Linked DNA regions of Homo sapiens: region 1 is linked to region 2. The links are chromatin contacts, found by Hi-C or POLR2A ChIA-PET in ENCODE. All regions are on one chromosome and are shown on one strand. Each heading gives the region's core, a stretch centred on a gene start or an enhancer-like site at or near the end of the contact. The rest is flanking DNA. Distances are from core to core; before and after follow the strand shown.

Region 1 (4,195 bases), core at 73-2,572, 50 kb before region 2:
AGTTTCTGCTGATTTGGGTCATGGGTATATAAATTATTAAATTATTTTCTGTATTTGCCTGGATGGTTTGAAATATTTCATAGTTTTTATTTGAAATTTTCATTGAGGTCATTGTACATTTACATGCAGTTGTAAGAAATAAGACAGCAACCTCCCATGTACCCTTTACCCAATTTCCCCCAATGGTAACATTTTGCAAAACTATAGTACAGTATCACAACCAGGATATTGACATTGATACAATTTACCCATCTTACTCAGTTTTCTTGTACTTACTTCTGAGTGTGTGAGTGCATGCCTGTGTGTGTGTGTGTGTGTGTGTGTGTATTTCTGTGCAGTTTTATCGTGTGTGGGTTTATGTATCCACTACTATAGTTAATACACTGAACAGTTCCATTATCACAAGGATCCTTGTGTTGCCAGTTTATAACCACACCCACCTCCCTAAACATATACACCCCATTCCTAACCTCTGCCAACTACTAATCTCTTCTCCATGCTATTGTTTTAAAATGTTTATATAAATGGAACCATACAATACATAACCTTTGAGATTGCCCACCCTCCCTGACCCAAGGATAATTCCCTTGACATCATCCAAATTGTTGCCTGTATTGATACTGTGTTCCTTTTTTTGGTGGGGTTCATATTCCATGATACAGAGGTACAGCAGTTTGTTTAACTGTTTACTTGTGAGTGACGTCTGGGTTGTTTCCAGTTGGGGGCTATTTTATGAATAAAGCTGCAAGGGACATTGGTGTATAGGCTTGTGTGAACATAAGTTTTCATTTTTCTTGAATAAATGCCTAAGAGTACAATTGCTGGGTCATGTAACTGCATGCCTAACTGCCAAACTGTTTTCCAGAATGGCTGTTCCCATTTCATACTTTTAAGGAAAGGATTTTGGCTGGCAGAAGGCACTTCCCCCCTCCAGCTGGAGGGAAGAAGTATACAGAGATCTAGAACTTGAAAGTGCATTGTGAACATGGAACAGCAAGGGGTTTCGTGCTGCTGAGAGGTAGTCTGGGTTTAGCTGAAGAGGGAACACAGGTTTGCTCCTCATTTGTTCAGTCAAGAAGTATTGACCGGGCGCGGTGGCCCACACCTGTAATCCCAACACTGGGAGGCCTAAGTAGGCAGATCACTTGAGTCCAGGAGTTCGAGACCAGCCTGGGCAACATGGCGAAACCCCGTCTCTACAAAAAAAATGTAAAAAATTAGCTGGGCCTGGTGGCACTTATCTGTAGTCCCAGCTACTCAGGAGGCTGAGATGGGAAGGTCTTGCCTTGAGCCTGGAGGCGGAGATTGCAGTGAGCCGAGATCACGCCACTGCCCTCCAGCCTGGGTGACACCTGGGTGACAGCAAGATCCTATCTCAAAAAAGAAAAAGAAAAGAAAAATATTTACCAAGCTCTTGGGTGTGCCAGACACTATTCTGCGCATACTGGAGCACTGCCTTCCCACAGCAAGGACAGAGGTGAAATAATTATGAGATGGACTGTGTATGAGGGGGAAGCAGGGGCTTGGGAGGGCATGATAGGGGCACCTGCAGACCCCTGCTCCCTTCCATAGCGCAGGGACTATGCCTGTCTTGTTTTCCTCCAGGTCCCAATACATAGTAGGCAATCAATAAATGTTTTTTAAATGTTGAATGAATGATTCAAATCCAGTATACATAGTCCCTGTGAGTGTGACCTGGCCGTTGCTTCTGTAAGCAGCTGCATGTCCCAGTCCTGCCATGTAGGTAAAAGGGCAAAGGCTTGGTCCAGACACCCCACCCTGGAATGAATTACTGCACCGCAGATTGGAAGCCAGTGTGACATATAAAAGGTTGGAATGCTCTCCTGTAAAGTTTTAATTGTTCGACAAGCAAAGAGGGTTGTAAATTCCATGTGGCGGGACAGTATTGCATATTGTGCCTGTTGCCGCCGCCACCAAGGTTCCTTATCAGCCCGTTGGTATTTCACAACCTCTCGTGTTTCTTGCGTGTTGCAGGGGCCCCTCCGCAGGGTCTCTGGGGCATGGTGCAACACCATCCTTTTTCCCGTGGGGGTGGCAGCCAGGCTCTCTGTGCGTCCTCTGACTTCCCTCATTCCATCTCCTGTCTAGATTTTCTCCAAAGGAACATCCGGTGCTTGCCCTGCCAGGAGCCCCAGCCCAGTTCCCCGTCCTAGAGGAACACAGGCCACTACAGAAGTACATGGTATGGTCAGACGAAATGGTGAAGACGGGAGAGGCCCAGATTCATGCCCACCTTGTCCGGCCCTATGTGGGCATTCATCTGCGCATTGGCTCTGACTGGGTAACTTCCCCCTTCCTCTCTCACTGGCTAACTTGGATGTGTCCCTGAGCATGGCCCTGGCCTGTAGGGATCGGCCCCGCGTCCCAGCCAGAGCAGAGATCTCTCACTTGTTCTGGTTCGTGGGATTGTGTCCCATCATCCCACTGCAGCACATATCAAAATGTAACTCCAGAGTGCCTGCCAGCCAGGTCTCACTTTAGCAGCAGCTGTTTTTATCCTCATTTTACAGATGGATAAACTGAGAGATCAAGCCAGACCCCAGGTCAGGCAGCAAGCCATAAAGAGGCCACAGTCCAGGAGTCCCCTGTCCTAGCTCAGTGTCTGGCTGGTAGACTCCGTGTTGAAAAACTGACTGTGGAGATGAGGCATGGCTCCCAAGAAATGAAGATGTCATCCTAACAGAATTTGGAGGCTGTTTAAATGTGCAGAATCCTTGTATTCCAATGAGGTTTTCACCTCTGTGTGAAAATAACAGAATCAATATAGATGGTCACCTTGATTTACCTAAGAAGATATATAGATATGTTAGAAATGCTCATTGCAGAAAACTTGAAAAATACTAAAATTAAAATTCACTCATAGCCAATTGATGAGGTAATCTTACATTTACCCACTAAACTCTCCTCTTTCCCCCAGCCCCCACAAAGAAAGGGAGCCAGAGCCAGGATGTCTTATGAGTGGCTCCAACCAGACATTCAAGGAATAGTAATTCCCATCTATACTTTCCTACAACATCAAGAGATATAAGATTCTATTTTTTATAAAGCTAGCATAACACTAATACCAAACTCAGATAAGGTCAGCTCAGAAAATTATAGCCTGTTCTTGCTTATGAACACAAATGCATAGGCCCTAAGTGAAATATTAACAGGTCAAAGCCAATAACATATTAGCACACAACACAAAACACGTAAAAATCTATCGCAAGAATGTAATCAAATTTACTATATTAACACCCAAAGAAGAAAAATCATATGATCATCTCAATAGAGGCCAAGAAAGCATTTGATAAAAGTCACCACCTGTTCATGATAAAAACTCATAACTAACCAGGAATAGAATGGACCCACCTTAACTTGATAAAGGCTATCTCTCGAAACCACAGCAGATAGCATACCTCCTGGGGAGCTATTGGAAGTGTTCCCACTGTAGTTGGGAATCATATAAGGCTGCCCGTTAGTACTGCCACTGTTCAGAATTCAGTGAATGTCCCAGATAATGCAGTAAGACCAAGAAAAGTAATTTTTGTTTCAAAATGCCAGGCTTTCTGTGCTGTGCCCACCGCCCAGAAAGAACCACTGTTAACTCCTCCTCCTTCAATGCTTTTTTTTTTGAGACAGAGTCTCACTCCATTGCCGAGGCTGGAGTGCAGTGGCAAGCAAAATCACAGTTCACCGCATCCTCCACCTTCTGGGCTCAGGTGGTGGTCCTCCCACCTCAGCCTCCTGGGTAGCTGAGACCACAGGCGCACATCACCACACCTGGCTAATTTTTGTATTTTTTGTAGAGATGGGGTTTTGCCACGTTGCCCAGACTGGTCTCCAATTCCTGAGCTCAAGCTATCAGCCTGCCTCGGCCTCCCAAGATGCTGGGATTACAGGTGCGAGGCACTGCGCCTGGTCCTCAGTGTTTTCTTTAAAAATGTAGTTAGGCTGGGCGTGGTGGCTCATGCCTGTAATCCCAGCACTCAGGGAGGCCGAGGCAGGCGGATCACGAGGTCAGGAGATCAAGACCATCCTGGCTAACGTGGTGAAACCCCGTCTCTACTAAAAATACAAAAAATTAGCTGGGCGTGGTGGTGGGCACCTGTAGTCCCAGCTACTTGGGAGGCTGAGGCAGGAGAATGGCGTGAACCCAGGAGGTGGAGCTTGCAGCGAGCAGAGATCACACCAC
Region 2 (4,233 bases), core at 187-2,686:
AGAAAGTGTAAATCAAATTATGTGGGAGTTTTAATGGGCCAGGCCTGAGAATAGCACACATCACATTTAATTGGCCAGAACTTGGTCTGAACTGTAAGGAAGGCTGGGAAATACTGTCTAGTTGTGTGTCCAGGAGCAGGAAGAAATAACGTTTTTGAGAGGAAGTAGCAATATCTGCCACAACAGGCAAAAAGTAGTTGTAGGCAGATGAAGAAGACCATCTCAGGTATTCATTTATTCAAGGAGCAAAACATATTTGTTCAGCAACTACTATTGACTAAGCTTGGTTCCAGGCATGGTGGATACAAGAGTGAACAAATAAAAGACTGCTCTTATGCAGTTTCTATTTAGTGGGGAACAGCAGGTGTAAGTTCCATGGGGGTTGGAACCTGCCCTTCTAGGCCAGTGTGGTTGGAATAGAGTTTTAACGAATTTTGCAGGAAGTAATAAGGACTTCATATTTGATTCTAAGAGCAATGAGACTCCATTAAATCGAGTATTAATCAGAAAGTGGCATGATCTGTTTTATTTATTTATTTATTTATTTATTTATTTTAATCTTTATATCTGAGACGGAGTTTCGCTGTTGTCGCCCAGGCTGGAGTGCAGTGGTGCCATCTCTCTCACTGCAACCCCTGCCTCCCGGGTTCAAGCGATTCTCCTGCCTCAGCCTCCCGAGTAGCTGGGACTACAGGCATGCGCCACCACGCCCGGCTAATTTTTTGTATTTTTATTAGAGACGGGGTTTCGCCATGTTGGCCAAGCTGGTCTCGAACTCCTGACCTCAGGTGATTCACCTGCCTCAGCCTCCCAAAGTGCTGGGATTACAGCGGGAGCCACCGCACCTGGCCGCATGATCTGTTTTAAATAATTACTCTGGCCACCTTATGGAAAATGGATTGTTCGGACAGAGCTGGACAAAAGAATGGAAACAGACCAGATATTTCAGGCAGGCTAGAGATGAGCGTGGCCTGGCCTTGCCTGGGGCGGTTGTGACTGACTGGATTGGGTGAAGGACAGGAAAGCTACAACAAGGGTGCCTATAGGTGTTCGTATTGAGTCACTGGGGGCACCCTAAATGGGAGTTACCTCAGTAGCAGTTTGAGACACCAGTCAGATAATGGATGTGAAAGCTTTTAGAAAGGTTGAACGGCGGCTGAAATCGCGTGTGTTCCATTTACAGATGGGAAACTGAGGCACGAGATACCAGAGGATGGAGTCAGGCCACGTTGTGCGCCACTCTCCCCGCTTAGGTGGGTGAGGAGACCGAGGTGTGTTGGGCCCCCGCTAAACACCAGCACCGACCTGAGCCCCGCCCAGACCCCTCCAGCCGGCTTTCCCTGTCCTCTGCTCGTGTGCCAATAAAGTTATTGAAATTGACACCGGTTGCTAAGGAAGTGGGTCGCCGAGCCAGGTTGCTAAGGAAGTGAGCGGCCACTGTCTCTCCCCATCCGGGGCAGCGGGGAATGGCTGAGCCAGGGGTTCGCCGCCCCCGCCGCCGCCGCCGCCGCCGCCGCCGCCGCCGCCGCCCGCTTTCGGCTCGGGCCTCAGGTGAGTCGGAGGGGCCGGGCGCCCACCGAGCAGGGCTAATCCTGTGGCCGCCTGGGGTTTTCCCTGCGACCTGCGCCCGCGCCTCTGCCTGGCTTTGCTGTCCCGCGAGCCGGAGCATCCTCTGCCCTGCCTCCTAGGCATCCTTTGGTAGTCCGGACGGCCTTGCCCCTCCTTCCCCTGGCAGGGTCGCGGCCCGACCCCCAGACACGGCCACCTTGGGTCGCAGCCCACCTGGGGGCCCTGAGGCGGTGGTCAGGGCCCCAGTTTGGGAGGAGGGCGGGGAAGCGAGAGCCTGGGGTCCGAACCTCGGCGCTGTGCTGGGCTTGCTGTGTGACCTTGGGCAAGTCTTTTCACCTCCCTGGCCTTAGCTGACCTGTTTATTCAATGGGGTCCTAACATTGCTGCTCAGAGTGGTAAAGATAATGAGAAGTGTATGTGAAAGTGCCCTAAATGGGGAGAGGGAGAATTCTTAGGGCACCCTAGATGGGAGACCAAGAGGGCAGTTTGAAGTCTGAGCGAGTTAGAGACGTGGCATTTCCACTTAGTAACTGTGTGGCCCTGGGCAAGTTAATTTCTCTGAGTCTTCTTTTCCTTATCTGTGAAATGAGGTAATAGACTACTGTGGAAATCAGTGAGACTGGGTATGTCAAGTAGCTTGGCACATAGTAAGTGCTCAACCAGCTATTATGAGGCGTCCAGGGTAGGAGGGCAAGACTTCCAGGAGGAGATGACTTTGGGACAGGTAAGGTGTAGGTGTGTAGAGTGCCAGCTCATATGGGTAGTCCTACTGCAATGCCAACCCCCAACCCCGGTTTTACTTCTCCATTCTGCTCAGAGCAAGGGAGGTACTTCTACAAGTAGTCCTGGGAAACTCTTTGAGGTCAACCCCTTGTAGATAGCTGGGGTCATGGTCTCATTTTCTACCTGGGCTTCGTTGACCCTTCCAGAAGAAAAAAGGCATCTTTGTGTCCTTTGGGAAGTGCTTAAAGCAGTAATAACTATTTACAAGCATATGATTAAGAAGCACTTTACCAGGCATATTATTTCATTTAATCTTTATGTAGACTTTGCCAGGTGCCTGGTGATGTCATCCTCATTTTGCCGATGAGGAAACTGAGGTTCAGAAAAGTAAAGGGAAGGACCTGCTTAAGAATCCTTTTTTTTTTTTTTTTTTTTGAGACAGAGTCTTAGTCTGTTGCCCAGGCTGGAGTGCAGTGGCGCGATCTCAGCTCACTGCAACCTCCGCCTCGTGTGTTCAAGCGATTCTCCTGCCTCAGCCTCCCGAGTAGCTGGGACTACAGATGTTCACCACCTCGTCCACTAATTTTTGTAGTTTTAGTAGAGACAAGGTTTCACCATGTTGGCCTGGCTGGTCTCGAACTCCTGGCCTCAAGTGATATACCTGCCTCGGCCTCCCAAAGTGCTAGGATTACATGCGTGAGCCACCACACCCAGTCATTGCCTAAGAATCTTGTATCTATTAAGTGATGGAAGTGGACGTGTTTCTAGGTAAATCCTGTATTTTATCCCCCATTCACTGTTGCCTCTGATTTTGCAACAGTTGCTATTATAAGGCCACAGGGGTATTCTTTTGTTACTTTTAACTGGCTAGAAGTTAAAAGGCAAGGAAACAAGATCTCAGGTAAAGCTTTATTTAAATAGATACCACCCAAAGTGAGGATCTCAGAAAATAGTTGGAATCTTTTTTTTTTTTTTTGAGACGGAGTTTTGCTGTTGTTGCCCAGGCTGGAGTGCAATGGTGCCATCTCAGCTCACTGCAACCTCCGCCTCCCTGGTTCAAGCAGTTCTCCTGCCTCAGCCTCCCAAGTAGCTGGGATTACAGGCATGTGCCACCATGCCCGGCTAATTTTGTATTTTTAGTAGAGATGGGGTTTCTCCATGTTGGTCAGGCTGGTCTCAAACTCCCGACCTCAGGTGATCGCCTGCCTTGGCCTCCCAAAGGACTGGGATTACAGGCATGAGCCACTGTGCCCAGCCTGAGAGCTGGAATCTTTAAAAGAGGGCTTCTCTGTCCCTCATTCCCTCCTCATTAAAATGAGGGGACTAGGCTAGATTATACTGAAGGCCCTTTCAGTGCTGTTATGCAGTTGTGGTTAAAAGCTTGCAATCAGACTACCTGGACTAAAATCTTGGCTCTGCCACTTCCAAGCTGTGTGCTACTGAGCAAAGAGGTGCTACTTTACCTCTGAAATGATGCTCAGTACCTCTGAAATGATGAGAGGACTTTTTGGTAAGGGGCTCTGTGAGGAAGAATTATTCATAGTTCATTTTGAACCCCTTGGTGGTATAGTTTCCTCATCTGTAAAATGGGGATAGTAATAGGCCTTATTACCTGTGGCCTTATTATCATGTATGGCTGTTCTGAGGATTTATTTGAACTTAATATATGTGAAGTGCCCAGCATATTTGGTAAACATTAGCTATCGTTATTTGGGTTTAACGTGGTGCTTGTGCTGTATTTTCCGTGTATGGTTGGTGAAAGAATAAATTAAAGTATGTGATAATACCAGGTCCGTCAACCATAATGTCATTGCAAGCATGAAACAGTAGCCATCATGGCATTATATAAATGTTGATATTTTTATACAGTTGGCCCCAGGAACCTGTAATCATGTGCCACAATGGGTTGCAAAGAAAGGTAAAGCTGTCCAGGCATGGTGG

The links. A loop is a pair of places that touch in the nucleus more often than their neighbours do. ChIA-PET counts read pairs that join two places held with the same protein, here RNA polymerase II (POLR2A). Pooled maps may share reads with other maps.
Region 1: a map of Right ventricle myocardium superior shows a loop between it and region 2 (2.1-fold over the local background). The contact joins the enhancer-like site here to the promoter of KIF3B in region 2. A Hi-C loop is called at or near these places in 6 of 168 maps with a recorded cell type or tissue (Caco-2, Right ventricle myocardium superior, astrocyte of the cerebellum and 3 more), 1 of 37 single-sample maps with no recorded cell type and 14 of 50 pooled maps. POLR2A ChIA-PET finds 5 or more read pairs at or near these places in 18 of 52 experiments (A549, A673, B cell and 13 more).

What each region holds. Positions count from the first base shown.
Region 1 is chr20:32,226,154-32,230,348 of GRCh38, forward strand. It overlaps POFUT1 (protein O-fucosyltransferase 1), which reads left to right. Exons shown (of 7, transcript NM_015352.2): 5 at 2,110-2,302. It overlaps LOC124904884 (a long non-coding RNA gene), which reads right to left. Exons shown (of 2, transcript XR_007067560.1): 2 at 1-2,806. Among named protein-coding and RNA genes, the nearest start is that of MIR1825, 9.5 kb to the right of the region's middle. Within about 2 kb of position 1,323, at least 6 of the 41 ENCODE cell types and tissues checked have a DNase peak (open chromatin) inside an H3K27ac peak, as active enhancers do.
Region 2 is chr20:32,276,215-32,280,447 of GRCh38, forward strand. KIF3B (kinesin family member 3B) reads left to right here and starts at 1,437. Exons shown (of 9, transcript NM_004798.4): 1 at 1,437-1,551. It overlaps LOC124904885 (a long non-coding RNA gene), which reads right to left and starts at 1,329. Exons shown (of 2, transcript XR_007067561.1): 1 at 1,090-1,329. RefSeq lists enhancers at 1,193-1,242, 1,289-1,799 and silencers at 1,453-1,612, 1,633-1,812.